Linked DNA regions of Homo sapiens: regions 2, 3 and 4 are each linked to region 1. The links are chromatin contacts, found by Hi-C or POLR2A ChIA-PET in ENCODE. All regions are on one chromosome and are shown on one strand. The core of a region is the stretch at or near the end of the contact, and the rest is flanking DNA. Distances in the headings are between cores, read along the strand shown.

Region 1 (3,488 bases), core at 989-3,488:
AGCAACCGCAATGTTTGTGACTTCGGACTCTGTTGTTAATTACGTCACAGTTGGTTGTCTTAGAGATCACAGAATACTTGGAAAGTTAACATGGAAATGATTCCTTCCATACATGTATTATATAATACAAAAGTTTCAGATTATCAGAATGTTAAATGAAGTAAAGTTGTTAAGTCATTGGAAGTTAATGGATTTGGTTTCAAGAGTAGCTTTAGTACAGAGAGAAAGGATGCTTTTAAAGTGAATAGAAAAAAATGAAGACAAATAATTTACTATCAGTTATGGACTAAGACAAACAGGAAGAATCTGAAGAGAGGATGCAGCTGAAACAGGAGGAGTATCCTCTCAGGAAGTGCTTTCCTTCCTTCCTCTCCTTTCCACCAACATTTGTTCCACGGCTTCCTCTCTTCAAACCACACCTTGTAAACCCTTTTATGTGCTCTGTTCACAACAAGAATTTCATGTGCTGTTCCATACTGGGTTTTAACTAATAAAATGCACACACACACACACAAAAGGCTAAATGCCTTTTTACACAGGAGATTAACTTTATTCAGTCTTTAAGCTGAAAGCAAGTACAGTTAGGATATATAGCAGGCGACAGTTTCCATATGTTCTAGGAAAGTGGAGCTGTATTATTTATAGTTTACAACATGTTGTATAAAATTAAAGCTAGCAAGGGGGCTCCCAGGGAGGTAAATTAAACAAAGAAGGGAAGACTTAGAGAACTCTATTTTGCTATAATCAGAGAACATGCCTATAAGAAAGCACTAAAAAAAATAATATTTAACATTAAACAATATGCAAAAGTACTTGGGGTGTTTACAATAGCTTAAATTCTAAAATTAAAAAGGACATTGAAGACTGAGAAGGGGAAAAACACCTTAATTTTGTAATCTTAATAGAAAGAAAAATGTGTCCTAAAAGCAGGAGTAAATAAATGTCATTAAAAAGGTGTATCTTCCAAAGTGCAAAGACACGTTACAAGAAATCAGGTTGCTCTTTGACCCACCAGTCTCAAAGCACATTAGACTGCAGCAAGTAATAATTGCTTCCTCATTTAGATTAGACAATGAGTGCTCTCTGCAAGCTGCTCTCCTCTAAATAGATTGTAGAGAGTAATTGAAACAAGTTATATGGGGAAGTGGAGTGACCGATTCCTCAAAGTGTGGGAGCAGAGCTATGGTAACCTCTTGAGCCTGGCCTTCATCCTGTTCCTATTTAGGGAATCCGCGGGGCAGCCAGTGTTGAGTGCAGTCTGCAGTTCGCCGGCTTTATTGTTCAGACTTGAAGAGAAGGTCACATGCCCTCTTTGACAGAGAGGTTTATGGGCTCTCTCTAATTAGCAGCACCCTCCACCAGACAGACTGTTGGCCACTTTCCAAGAACGGGACTTGGTAGCGGCCACTGATGAAGGAGAAAACAAGGTTATTTACCCTGCGACTGTAATTCTTGGCACAAATTCTCCCTTTACACTCAGACACGTTTTTTCTTTTGTTCCAACTTGCCTTTGGAATCCTGATTAGGGCGTTAAGAGAGGGAAATGCAGCTATATATTTAGTGGTGTAAGCAACCCATATGTTGGCCTTAGATACTTTTGACTATTCTAAGACCTCATACCAAAAGAGAGAAAGAAAAAGGAAAACGAAAAGGGCAGCGTAGTCGAGCGTTGCTTGCAAATGTAACTGCTTAAGCACATGCCCACACACAACTCCAGAAAAGGAAGTTTAATTTGCAACATCTATAAAATAACGACAGTTGTATGGTAGGACACAGAAATCCCAGCGGTAAAGTGTGATTGGGCTTAGCTATTATTGGAGTGTTAAAAGAGTACCGGGAATATATTTGGCTTGTCCTGTTCTGTCAGTTCTGTAGGCCGGTGGATTAAGCTGATAGAAATGCTTTTTGGTTGATTTAAACCAGATGCTCCGACTATTTTTGTCCCGTTTGCAGGCGCAGAAGCTCTGCATAAGGCAATACTGCCCCCCTCGGCCGACCGCCAACTGCAAGGCGTAGGAGACTGCTCTCCACTAGCCACCTCGGCCATAAAACCCTTTCAAGTCCCTATTATTATTCCAGGCACATTCCAAGGGGATTGAGTCACAGAGTTCACTTGGCTTTTCTCCTGCCCTGAACTGCCTGTACCAGGTGGAATACGACTCTCAACTTCAAATATGGAATCCAAAAGCAGTCAAAGAGCGCTTTAGAGCAAGCCCCAGATGCGAACTCTACTGCCACTTCTCCCCCTCCCCCAACTGGGGTTTGCTGGCTGCGCAGCTGTAGTCCCACGCCAGCACTAAGGTCGCCTGGTCGACAAATGAGGGTTTTCTTTGGGGCATCCTGTAGAGCTGTCCTATTTTCTCTACCACTTTGAGAAGCCCCAAGGGCTGCTTGGCGGCGAGGCACAGACTGGGCTGAAAACTTTTCCGTTGGGCAGTGCGTCCCGGAGACCCAGGAGGCCCAGGCCGGGAGCCCAGGGGGCTGGAGGTTCTGCTGGCTTTTAAGTCTGCTAGGAGGGAAAACTCCCAGCCCCTCCCACGCGTCCTCCCAGACTCGCCGGCCGCCTGCCCCGGGCGGGGAACGCGCACATCTGGCGGCCCAGGAGCCACATCTGATGCACTAACCCCCGCACCCAGATGTCCAAGAGGCCGGGGGAGTCAAAGAACGCCAGGGGCGGGGCGACCGCGGCTGCGGCTCCTCCCTCGGGCAGAGGGAGTCCAGATGCGAGGGACGCCCTCCAGAGCCGAGCTGGGCCGGCCGGGCAGCTAGGGTGCTGGGAGGTTGCGGTGCAGGGTGGGTGGGTGCAGTGAGGCTGGAGCCACGCTGGGGGGGCTGGGCTGGCGGGGGGAGGCTGGAGCCGCGCCGGGGAGAGGGAGGCGGCGGTTGGGTGCTGGAGGGCGCTGGTGCCGTGCCAGTGGGCGGTGGCGCCTTACGCCACCCGCCCCACCCCCGTCACCGTGCCCGCCCCACTGCGTGGGATTTTACAACCTAGGTCCCCGGGAGGTGGTGGTGGAGGGAGGGGCGGCGGGGACGTTTCCGGGGCGGGGGAGGGGCGCACTGCTCCAGAACTGGACCGAGGGCGGGGCTCCCCTCTGCTTCTCCCCTCTGTTCCAGCGCTGAGACGCAGGCCTTTCCTGGCGCGAAGCGACTCGCCCCGGAGCTCCCCTGCACCGTCCTGGGTGTCAGGACGCGTCAACCCAGATGACCCGACCCGGAGATCCTGGATCCTCTGCCCTCTTCCCCCTACCAAGTCCTTAACCGGAGAGGGAGGAGCTACCAATGTCCTCCAGACGTTCTCCAAAGCCCGAGCTGCCGGGAGAAGCTTGCTCAAGGCGGGTGCGCCCCTCAGACGTTTGTTTGCACGCAGGGGTTTTGACGTTTCGCTAAGCAACAGCGTTTGCCAGGGAATCAGGGCTGTTTCGAAGAGCTTGCGTCTATTTGATGCTCCCATCTTGAACAAATCGTTTCCATTCGATTTGTTTAACCAA
Region 2 (3,488 bases), core at 740-3,239, 250 kb before region 1:
TGCAATCATAGCTCACTGCAGCCTTGAATTTCTGGGCTCAAGGGATCCTCCCACCTCAGCTTCCCAAGTAGCTAGGACTACAGGCTCACGCTGACTAGTTTCTATATAACAATAATGAATAATTTGAAAATGAAATTAACAAATAATTCCATTTGCAAGAGCATCAAAAAAGAATAAATTACCTAGAAGATGAAATAAACAAAACTACAAAACATAACTGAGCAAAATTAAAGAAAACATAAGTAAAAAGACACCCCTGTTCAAAGACTAGAAGACTTAATATTTACACGTGTGTGTGTGTGTGTGTGTGTGTGTAGTTTTAGAGACAGGGTCTCACTCTGTCACCCAGGCTTGAGTGCAATGACACAATCATGGCTCACTGCAGCCATGAACTCCTGGGCTTATGCAATCCTTCAGACTTAGCCTCTCAAGTAGCTGAGACTATAGGCGTGAGCCACCACACTCGGCTTATTTTATTTTATTTTTTTTGCAGAGAAGGGGGCTCGCTGCATTGTTCAGCCTGGTGTTGAGCTCCTGGCCTCAAGCAATCCTCTCGCCTTAGCCTCCCAAAGAGCTGGGATACAGCACCCAGCCCTTAATATTAAGATGTCTACCACCCAGATCCATCTACAGATTCAATTCAATCCCTATCAAAATCCAAGTGACCTTTTTCTGGAGAAAAAGAAAAATCTCTCCTGAAATTCATACAGAATCTCAAGGGACCCTGAATAACCAAAACTATCCTGAGAAAGAAGAAAGTTGACGGAAAAACATTTCCTGATTTCACAATGTACTACAAAGCAACAGTAATCAAAACAGTGAGCTGGTATCAGCATAAGAACATACAGACCAATGGAATGGAATAGAAAGCCCAGAAACAAACCCTTGCATATACAGTCAAAATATTTTCTGTAACAGTGTCAAGACCATTCACTGGGGCAAAGGCAGTCTTTCCAACAAATGGTGCTGGAAAAAGTGGACATCTACACGTAAAAAAAAGCTGGACCCTTACATGATATTCCAAACTTAAAATCAATTAATTCACCAAAATTTGTGATCTAAAACTATACAACTTTTAGAAGAAAACATAAGGGGAAAAGCTTCATGACATGGATTTGGCAATTTTTTTTTAATACAACAACAAAGGCATAAGCAACAAGCGGAAACAGACAAGTTGGGCTTCATCAAAATTTAAAACTTTTGTGCAGCACGGGCCACTGCTAACACAGTAAAAAGGCAACCTGTAAAATGAAAGAAAATGTTACCAAATCATGTATCTAAAAGGGGATTAATATCAAGAATACATAGAGAAATCCTAAAACTTAACACCAAAAAAAACAAATGATCCAATTCAAAAACAGGCAAAGAACTTTATGAATAGATATTTCTCAAAAGACATACAAATGGCCAAGAAGCACATGAAAAGATGCTCAACATCACATTAAGCATTAGAAAAATATAAAACAAAACCACAATGACATGCCATTTCACACCTACTGAGAAAGTAAATACCAAAAAAATGAAAGTAAATGTTGGTGAGGATGTAAAGAAACTGGAACCCTTACACAATGCTGGTGGAAATGAAAAATGGTGCAGCCACTTGGAAAACAGTATGAAAGTGCCTCAAAAAATTAAAAATGCAATTACCATCTGATCCAGCAATTCTACTCCTGGGTATATACCCAAATAGTTGAACACAGAGGCTTGGGCAGATATTTATACAGCCATGTTCATACCAGTATTATTCCCTATAGCCAAAAGCTGGAAGTGACACAACTGTCCATTAATGGGCAAATGGATGAAAAGAACGTGGTGTATAAACACAATGGAATGTTATTTTGCAATAAAAAGGAAGAAAATTGTGACACATGGTTTAACATGCATGAACCCTGAAGACATTGTCAGTGAAATGAGCCCGTTACAAAAGGACAAATACTGTATAATTACATTCATATGAGATACTCAGAGACCGAAAGTAGAATGGTGGGCCAGGAAGACGGGGGAATAAGGAACTGCTCTTTAATGAGTACAGTTTCAGTTTTGCAAGACAGAAAATGTTCTGTGTTTGGATGACAATAGTGGTAACACACAACACGAATGTACTTACTACCAATGACCCGTGTACTCAAAAACAGTTAAAATGGCAAATTTTATGTTAAGTACATTTTACCACAATTAAAAATTTTTATTAAAAAATTTAGCAGAGGGCCGGGCATGGTGACTCATGCCTGTAATCCCAGCACTTTGGGAGGCTGAGGCAGGCAGATCACAAGGTCATGAGTTCAAGACCTGCCTGGCCAATATGTTGAAAAACCCTGTCTCTACTAAAAATATGAAAATTAGCCGGGCATGATGGCAGGCACCTGTAGTCCCAGCTACTCGAGAGGCTGAGGCAGGAGAATTGCTTGAACCCGGGAGGCAGAGGTTGCAGTGAGACGAGATTGCACCACTGCACTCCAGCCTGGGCGACAGAGCAAGACTCCGTCTCAAAAAAAAAAATTTAGCTAGGCATAGTGGCACACATCTGTAGTCCTAGCTACTGGGGAGGCCAAGGTGGGAGGATCTTTTTTGAGCCCAGGAGTTCAAGGCTGCAGTGAGCTGTGATCACACCACTGCACTCCAGCCTGTGTGGAAAAGTGAGATCTTGTCTAAATAAATAAAATAAATAGTATGGCAAAAAAAAAAAAGGAACCAGAGCAATATGTTTCATAAGAAAATATATCAAAAATTATATATATTAGTATATATATAATATATATGAGTTATCTCTTAGTAATAGGACTAAAAAGATAATCCTCTATTACTTTCATACCACAGTGTTTTCCAAATTTTTCATCACTTTTTCTTTTGTATATGATAAAGTTAAAAAGAAAAGGTTGGTGATTGTTTAAGTAGGCCTAATTTCAAGGCTAAGAGGTTTTCAACAGAAACAACTTTGTAAAATTATGACAAAATTATCATTAAACAGTATTTTCCAATAAAAATTCTCTCTAAAATCAGTATTTTATGAATACAACAGAAATTCATCTCAATCTTAATTGCCTTTAAGAAAGGGCAAAAATTGGCTGGGCACGGTGGCTCAGACCTGTAATCCCAGCACTTTGGAGGGCCGAGGCGGGTGGATCACGAGGTCAGGAGATCGAGACCATCCTGGCTAACACGGTGAAACCCAGTCTCTACTGAAAATACAAAAAAATTAACCGGGCGTGGTGGCAGGCGCCTGTAGTCCCAGCTACTCCGGAGGCTGAGGCAGGAGAACTGCGTGAACCCGGGAGGCAGAGCTTGCAGTGAGCCGAGATCATGCCACTGCACTCCAGCCTGGGCAACAGAGTGAGACTCCATCTCAAAAAAACAAAAAGGCAAAGATTTTTCTAAAGCTTTATTAATTTTTTAACTCTGATACTGATGTATAGTTTTTCATATTATTGATGCTACTGCTTCGTGCTTTTGAGAATTCTCATATAAAATTCACCTATACATCTAATTAT
Region 3 (3,488 bases), core at 635-3,134, 200 kb before region 1:
ATGAAAAAAAGAGAAAAAACAATAAGGGCAAGAAAGTAAAACTCAAAAATGCTAATTGTTCAATACCATGTATCTTAACTTTCCCTTATCCTTGACTTTTATCTAAGTATTTCTGAAATACCCATACTATTATAATAATAATACTCTTATCTAAGTCTCAGAATCTAACAAGAAAAAAATACTCGGTCAAGGTAAGCCAGGTTATGTAGCTACACAAAGAACCATAAAATCTCTGGCTTAAAATAAAATTTACTTCTTCAGGCTGTCCATTCCTTATTGACAGGTCTTTCTTTTGGTGGGGGGGAGGGGCACGGAATTTCACTCTTGTTACCCAGGCTGGAGTGCAATGGCACGATCTCAGCTTACCGTAACCTCTACCTCCCGGGTTCAAGAGAGTCTCCTGCCTCGGCCTCCCGGGTAGCTGGGATTACAAACATGCACAACCACACCTGCCTAATTTTATATTTTTAGTAGAGACAGGGTTTCTTCATGATGGCAGGCTGGTCTCAAACTCCTGACCTCAGGTGATCCACCCACCTCAGCCTCCCAAAGTGCTGGGATTACAGGCATGAGCTACCGAGCCCAGCCTGACAGGTCTTTTTTAACTCAGGGGGAATAGCACCTCAAAATGTTGCCTCAGGATCTGAGAACGGAAGAAGAAAAAAAAAAGACAGCTTTGAAGATCTCATACTGGAACTTAAATACTGCAGCAATATTAGGATGCACAATTTCCTTTCAAACATCTGTTTTTCTCACAACTCATTTATTGGCCAGAATTAGTCACAGCCCCTAACATGAAGGATGAGAACAAAAACTATTTGGCAAACAGCATTAATGACCAACACAGATGCATAAAACGAGTTGCTTTGATACAATGTTACATAGGCTTTGAGATTCAAGGCAAAATTTAAAGTAGCCTGCAGGGAAAATGTTGTGAGCAAAGGTTTTCCTATTCTAAAACATTTGCCAGTTGAGAAAGCAGCACCTTGGCATCTCAAACAAGTATGAATACTCAGCACAATCAAAATAAAAAACCAAAGCAAAAAGAAGAATCATCACTATGCCTCTTATTATAGCACTATATTACTACAAATAAGAAGGTTTATGATTTTAGTATCTCTAACTGAATGCTCCAACAGCATTTAAATTCACCCACTCAATTTCCTCTCAAGACACCATCCATATATATTCAACAAACCTATTCAGAGTTCCTACTGTGAGCTACTTGCTATCCTAGTAATTGTAAACAGGGAAGTAAGCTCTTATCTAAGGACTAAAAACTCTATCCCATTTCTAAATATCCAGATTCAATATTAAGAATAAAAAAATCATGTTTATTTATGCACAACTATTTCTAAAGCCACTTTTTAAAAAAGTTGGTATGGTTCCAAGACAACTCAATGGGGGAAAGAAGAGTCTCTTAAATAGTACTGGGACAACTGGGTTTCCATATACAAAAAATAAAGTTGGGAAATTACTTCACACCATATACAAAACTAACTCAAAACAAATCAGAGACCAATATGTAAGACCCATAACTATCAAACTCTTAGAAGAAAACATATAAGAATATCTTTGTGACATTGAGTTGGGCAATGGTTTCTTAGATGTGACACCAAAAGCACAAGTAACAAAAGAAAACATAAATTGGGCTTCATCAAAATCAAGAGTGAAAAGACAAGCTAAAGAATAGAAGAAAATATTTGCAAATCATTATCTGATAAGGAAGTTGTCTTAACAACATGCTACAACATGAATAAATCTTGAGAGCATTAAGTGAAAGAAAGCTAGATGCAAAAGGGCACAGATTATATGATTTCATTTATATGGAATGTTCACAACAGACATTTCCATAGAGACAAGAGAGTAGATAAGCGGTTGCCAAAGGGCTGGAAGTGGCAGGAAGAGGAACACAAGTGACTGCTAACGGATAGTGAGTTTCTTTTGGGGGTATACTAAAATTAGATAGGGGTCATGGTTGCACAACTCTGTGGTATACTACAAATCAATGAATTTTATAAGGTTTAATTTTATGCTATGTAAATTATATCTCAATAAAACTATCTAATTTATTTATTTTAGAGACAAGAGCTCACTCACTGGAGAGCAGTGGCATGATCACAGGTCACCGCATCCTGGAATTCCTGGGCTCATGAGATCCTCGCACCTCAGCTTCCCGAGTAGCTGGGACTACAAGGTGTTTAACACCATACCGGCTAATTTTTGTTTTGTTTTGTTTCGTTCGATGAAGACGAACTCCTGGGTTCATGCAATCCTCCCACCTCGCTTCCCAAAGTGTTAGGAGTATAGACGTGATCCACTGACTCTGGCAAAACTATTTTTTTAAAAAAGTGACAATGGCTTAACACCTACATTAGATGACAATAAAACCAGTGCAGATGGTCATGAAAAGCAAACAAATTCAGGGATTATAGACTTTATAACCAAGTATATCTACTGGTCTGTGAAAGGAGGAAATGACAGAGTATGAACAATAAAATACTATAACATATATTGACTTACAAACATTAATCACTTCTGCTTTCAAAACATTTGGAGGGCAACCATCTCATTCAAAAAGACCAACTTAATTATTGAGGAAGTTAAGAGAATAAAAGCTAAGGGAAAAAATAAGATTAATGTACAGAAATATGTAAGAATGACATATTGTAGTTTTATGCTTTCAGAAGAGGCACAGTTATGGAAAATGAGGCCAACCTATGGGTATAACAGAAGGCTCCTAAAGTATGGTGGTTTCTGAGGTAGGGACTTCAAGTTGTAAATACAGTATCCATCTACTCCTGCTTTCTTACCAAAAGAACACTGATTTTGCTAGGTGCAATAATGGACTATCCTAAAATTTTTAAGGTTCTGGAAGACAGAGACGATAATATGACGTAATTCTGGTAAATAAGATGTAATATTTGAGATGACTTGGGGTGAGTTTTAGAAAGCTCCTTGACTAGGGGCAAACTAAGGTGATATTGTAACTCAGGGTCCCCAGGTTTTGGGGTATGCACTGTGAAAAAGTACTCACTTGCGGCCGGGCGCAGTGGCGCACGCCTGTAATCCCAGCACTTTGGGAGGCCGAGGCGGGCGGATCACGAGGTCCAGAGATAGAGACCACCCTGGCCAACAAGGTGAAACCCCATCTCTACTAAAAGTACAAAAATTAGCTGGGCATGGTGGTGCATGCCTGTAGTCCCAACTAATCGGGAGGCTGAGGCAGGACAATCGCTTGAACCCAGGGGACAGGGGTTGCGGTGAGCCAAGATGGCGTCACTGCACTCCAGCCTGGCGACAGAGCAAGACTCCGTCTGAAAAGAAAAAGAAAAAGAAAACTCACTTTTGTAACTGTTGCGCCTTGAGTTCTTGTTGTTTCAAGAAGTTCCAGAAAGAAGCTCAGCCCAGTGGTTGGGTCCAGAGATGACTAAACTGGAGATGAACTTCTGGCAAACTCTCCTCACTACCATACTAAAATCCCCACC
Region 4 (3,488 bases), core at 593-3,092, 170 kb after region 1:
GTAGAAAACAATTTTGCCACTATTAAATAAAAGAAAGTTTATTTGAAACATATTGCTTGTGATATCTTTTTAATATTTCCTTTTTATGTATATGTTTTTTCTTCCTACAGTAGAATAGTACAGTCAATATCTGAAAATGGATGTTTATTTTGGGTTGTATTAAAAGGTTTATTTAGTGACTTGGATAAATGATTTGGTCAAGAGTAAGAGTTTGGAACATAAAGATATAAGAGAGGTCTAGAAGTGATGTGGGACCACAGATGACAAAATGATTAATTTCCTACAGGGGTTAAGGGGGCTGCACAGACGGAGTGACATCCCAACCTTGTTTTCAAAGAGCTAGACCAGAGACAGGGTGGAGAGATCATTTTGAGCTGAGCCACAGAGACCAGGGTGGAGGAGATGAAGATTTACTTATTCTTTGAGGCTCAGTTTCCTCTTTTGTAAAATGATGTCTGTAAAACTTTTTTTTTTTTTAAGGAGTCCACTCTGTCGCCCAGGCTGGAGTGCAGTGGCGCGATCTCAGCTCACTGCAACCTCTGGCTCCGAGGTTCAAGCGAGTCTCCTGCTTCAGCCTTGATGTCTGTAAAATCTATCTTGAAGAAAGGTGGAAATGTTGGGGAGATTAGAAAAATAGTACTGTCACCCCACAGGTGCTCAAGAAACGATAGTGCTGCATAATTTTTTGTGACAGGATGGCTCTTTGTTCTATGAGGCACAAGGCAGGCATGACAAGTGTGAGACACCCTTGGGAGTCAAAAAATATTTTAGGGAGGGCTGAGTTTACTGGATCAGTTTACCATTGTGAAATAAAAGTCCTTGGACTCCAACAGGGTTTGGAGTCCCTCTCTCTGAGTGTTTTTTAAGGCATGGATTATTCTGTCTTGACCACATTTCTAATCTAGTAACCACAGCCTCATCTCCACTTCTTCCTGCTTTGAATTTTGTCCTCCAAGGGCCACTTAAATGAGAAGCCTGTCCCACTCACCTTGTCTAGCATTCAGTGTGTATCTCATGCCACCTCTCTGCACTGACCTAATCCATGTTGACCATTTTCTGTGTTTCAGAAGATGGACTCAGCTTAGTACCTGGCACATAACAATAATCCCAAAGACCTTGATGCTCAGAGATGCCTGGGCTAACTTATTTATCTTCAGGCCACTGTCTTCACAATTATATAACCACAGGGGAGAAAGCCAAGAGCATTGTTACAGGATCTCTGGGTTGTAATGTGATAGGCGTCCTTTCAACATGGCATCTATGGAGCCATAGATGTTGTGCTGGAAGGAGCTTGGAAGTTCATTGAGCCTAGCCTTGTTGTTTCAGTAATAAAAAAAAACTGAGGCAGAAGTGGGTAGAAGAAATATCTAGAAGTAGAAGCCAGGTCTCCTGGTTCCCAGGACAGGGTCCTTTATATCCTATCCCCTCTAGGCTGTAATATATAGCAACGGTAAAATACAGACTCAACTTTCTCGGTCTTACAAGTGGCAGGCTGTTGCTGGCCTCAAGTGGTGAATCCACTGATAGGGAAAAATAAGAATTTTGTAAACTCTCAGAAAGTTCGTCTTTGTAATAACAGTCCCCTAAACTCTGTTGTTCTTGGAAGTACAACAAAGTCCAGGCTGAGACCATGGAACTGGACTCAAGTCAGGATTTATGTCACACAGTCTATGTATTTCCCACTCAGTGCCAATTATTCATTCCTCCCATTCAAACGAAAATAAATAATAAAACCACAGACAGCGAGCAGTGTGAAAAAAGCCTTGACTGAGAGTGGGAAAGCTATGACCATCCTGTGAAAACATTTACTTCCTGGAGAGAGATCCAGCAGTACTGTGTGTTCCTTCCGGGGGTGGGGCTGGAGGCTGCCTGACGTGATGGGAACTTAAATGTAAAAGAGGTAGCTGTGTCGTATCTTCTTTGTTGAGAAGATAAAAGTTCATTCACTGGGAAAAACAGCCGCAGCTCCTTTTTTGTTTGTTTGTTTCTTCTTCAACTTTTATTTTAAGTTCAGGGGGAAATGTACAGGATGTGCAGGTTTATTACATAGGTAAACGTGTGCCGTTGTGGTTTGCTGCACAGATCATCCCATCACCTAGTAAGCCCGTCATCCAGCAACCATTAGCTGTTCTTCCTGATGCTCTCCCCCGCTTCCCCCTCTGACAGACCTCAGCATATGTGTTGTTTCCTGCTATGTGTCCATGTGTTCTCATTATTCAGCTCCCACTTATAAGTGAGAACATGCAGTGTTCCTTCTAAGGTGGTATTTCCAACACGTAGAATGCTCAGGGAGGGAAAGTCAGAGTTGGATGCATACTATAGAAGGGTTGCAATCTATTCCGATACCTCTTCCCAAGCCTAGTTCCTGGGCTACTGAATTTTTATTTAAGATCCTTGAAGGCAGTGATATGAGATGGAAAGAAATCCTAGGCCTTCCACTGCCACGTGCTAGCTGAGTGACCCTGGGCATGTGATTGAAGAGGACTGAGCTGGCATCCTCACTTGTGAAAATGGGATAGCAAGGTCTTCCTTATAGGACTTTGGTGAGAACTAAATGTGACAAAGTATGGAAAAATGCATAATGCTAGAAACATAGTGAGCAGTCAATAATAATGATGAAATATTTCACTTTTAGAGGATGATACAGTGGACACCACTGTAACTCTCAACTCTCAGCATAATTCAACTCTCAGCATAATTAAGAAAACATAAAGCCCTGATTGCATTTCTCTTTCCCTGGCAGGTAAGCACAGTCCTGTGTCCTGTATTGGTACCTACATTCCCATGGATGTCTTTATACTTTTACTAAAAATGATATAAAGAATACTGTTTGGATGTTTTTAAATATGATAACATGCTCTATATATTGTTCCAAAGCTGCATTTTTTTTGCTTCAGAATTAGGTTTGTGAGGTTCATACTTGTTGATCTGTATAGCTCTAATTCATTTCATTTTCAGAACTTACTTGCTCATTCTCCTGATGGATATTTACGTTGTTTCAAGTTTTTTCCTACTACAATTAATGCTACAATCACGGTAGTTTTTGTGTGCCGTTTTTTTCTCATTTGTAAAAGAAAATCAAACCTCTGTGATGTACTGCCTGTATCATAATATCCCGTACAATGACATTTTTAGAGCATTTTCCAGTTTATAAAATGCCTTTCCATTCATTGTAGCCTACTACAGGTGGAGACCAGATTCATACTGAGGTTTTCTGGGTCTCAAACCAAGAATCATTATGCTGTGACAAGCTCTTTATAAACTCTGAAGATTTTCACCAATATAAAATGGCATCATCATTGCTAGAAATTAACTGTTGCAATAGCTTAAAGCCCACTTATTCTGTCTGCTTATCTTTTAAACAGGGTTTCAGATTCCACAGCTGAAGTTTCCCAAACCAAAATCTTGCAAAACAAATTCAATTTTCAATTTTCCTCTCTGAGGTAGAAAACATCCCCTTGCAATAACCTTGGCATTTGCTGCCTGGT

Evidence for each region. Hi-C counts contacts between places; a loop is a spot of excess contacts on that map. ChIA-PET counts read pairs that join two places held with the same protein, here RNA polymerase II (POLR2A). Pooled maps may share reads with other maps.
Region 2: a loop to region 1 is called in a map of GM12878, with 8 times the contacts of the local background. The contact joins two enhancer-like sites. A Hi-C loop is called at or near these places in 5 of 168 maps with a recorded cell type or tissue (B cell, Caco-2, GM12878 and 2 more), 17 of 37 single-sample maps with no recorded cell type and 12 of 50 pooled maps. POLR2A ChIA-PET finds 5 or more read pairs at or near these places in 7 of 52 experiments (A673, BJ, CD4-positive, alpha-beta T cell and 4 more).
Region 3: a loop to region 1 is called in a map of endothelial cell of umbilical vein, with 7 times the contacts of the local background. The contact joins the promoter of JMJD1C-AS2 here to the enhancer-like site in region 1. A Hi-C loop is called at or near these places in 8 of 168 maps with a recorded cell type or tissue (Caco-2, K562, OCI-LY7 and 5 more), 5 of 37 single-sample maps with no recorded cell type and 12 of 50 pooled maps. POLR2A ChIA-PET finds 5 or more read pairs at or near these places in 5 of 52 experiments (HEK293T, OCI-LY7, activated B cell and 2 more).
Region 4: a map of ascending aorta shows a loop between it and region 1 (10-fold over the local background). The contact joins two enhancer-like sites. A Hi-C loop is called at or near these places in 3 of 168 maps with a recorded cell type or tissue (ascending aorta, cardiac septum and chondrocyte) and 6 of 50 pooled maps.

The regions. Positions count from the first base shown.
Region 1 is chr10:63,627,578-63,631,065 of GRCh38, forward strand. No RefSeq gene overlaps it. Among named protein-coding and RNA genes, the nearest start is that of REEP3, 110 kb to the left of the region's middle. RefSeq lists enhancers at 1,439-1,648, 2,039-2,218, 2,229-2,278 and a silencer at 2,749-3,078. Within about 2 kb of position 2,239, at least 41 of the 41 ENCODE cell types and tissues checked have a DNase peak (open chromatin) inside an H3K27ac peak, as active enhancers do; they include GM12878, OCI-LY7, PC-3 and 4 more, where a contact is called at or near this core.
Region 2 is chr10:63,375,247-63,378,734 of GRCh38, forward strand. The region is part of intron 2 of JMJD1C (jumonji domain containing 1C); the gene reads right to left. Among named protein-coding and RNA genes, the nearest start is that of MIR1296, 3.9 kb to the left of the region's middle. Within about 2 kb of position 1,990, at least 3 of the 41 ENCODE cell types and tissues checked have a DNase peak (open chromatin) inside an H3K27ac peak, as active enhancers do; they include GM12878 and PC-3, where a contact is called at or near this core.
Region 3 is chr10:63,428,691-63,432,178 of GRCh38, forward strand. It overlaps JMJD1C-AS2 (JMJD1C antisense RNA 2), which reads left to right and starts at 1,885. Exons shown (of 2, transcript NR_134312.1): 1 at 1,885-1,933; 2 at 2,083-2,512. The region is part of intron 1 of JMJD1C (jumonji domain containing 1C); the gene reads right to left.
Region 4 is chr10:63,797,574-63,801,061 of GRCh38, forward strand. No RefSeq gene overlaps it. Among named protein-coding and RNA genes, the nearest start is that of REEP3, 280 kb to the left of the region's middle. Within about 2 kb of position 1,843, at least 14 of the 41 ENCODE cell types and tissues checked have a DNase peak (open chromatin) inside an H3K27ac peak, as active enhancers do; they include ascending aorta, where a contact is called at or near this core.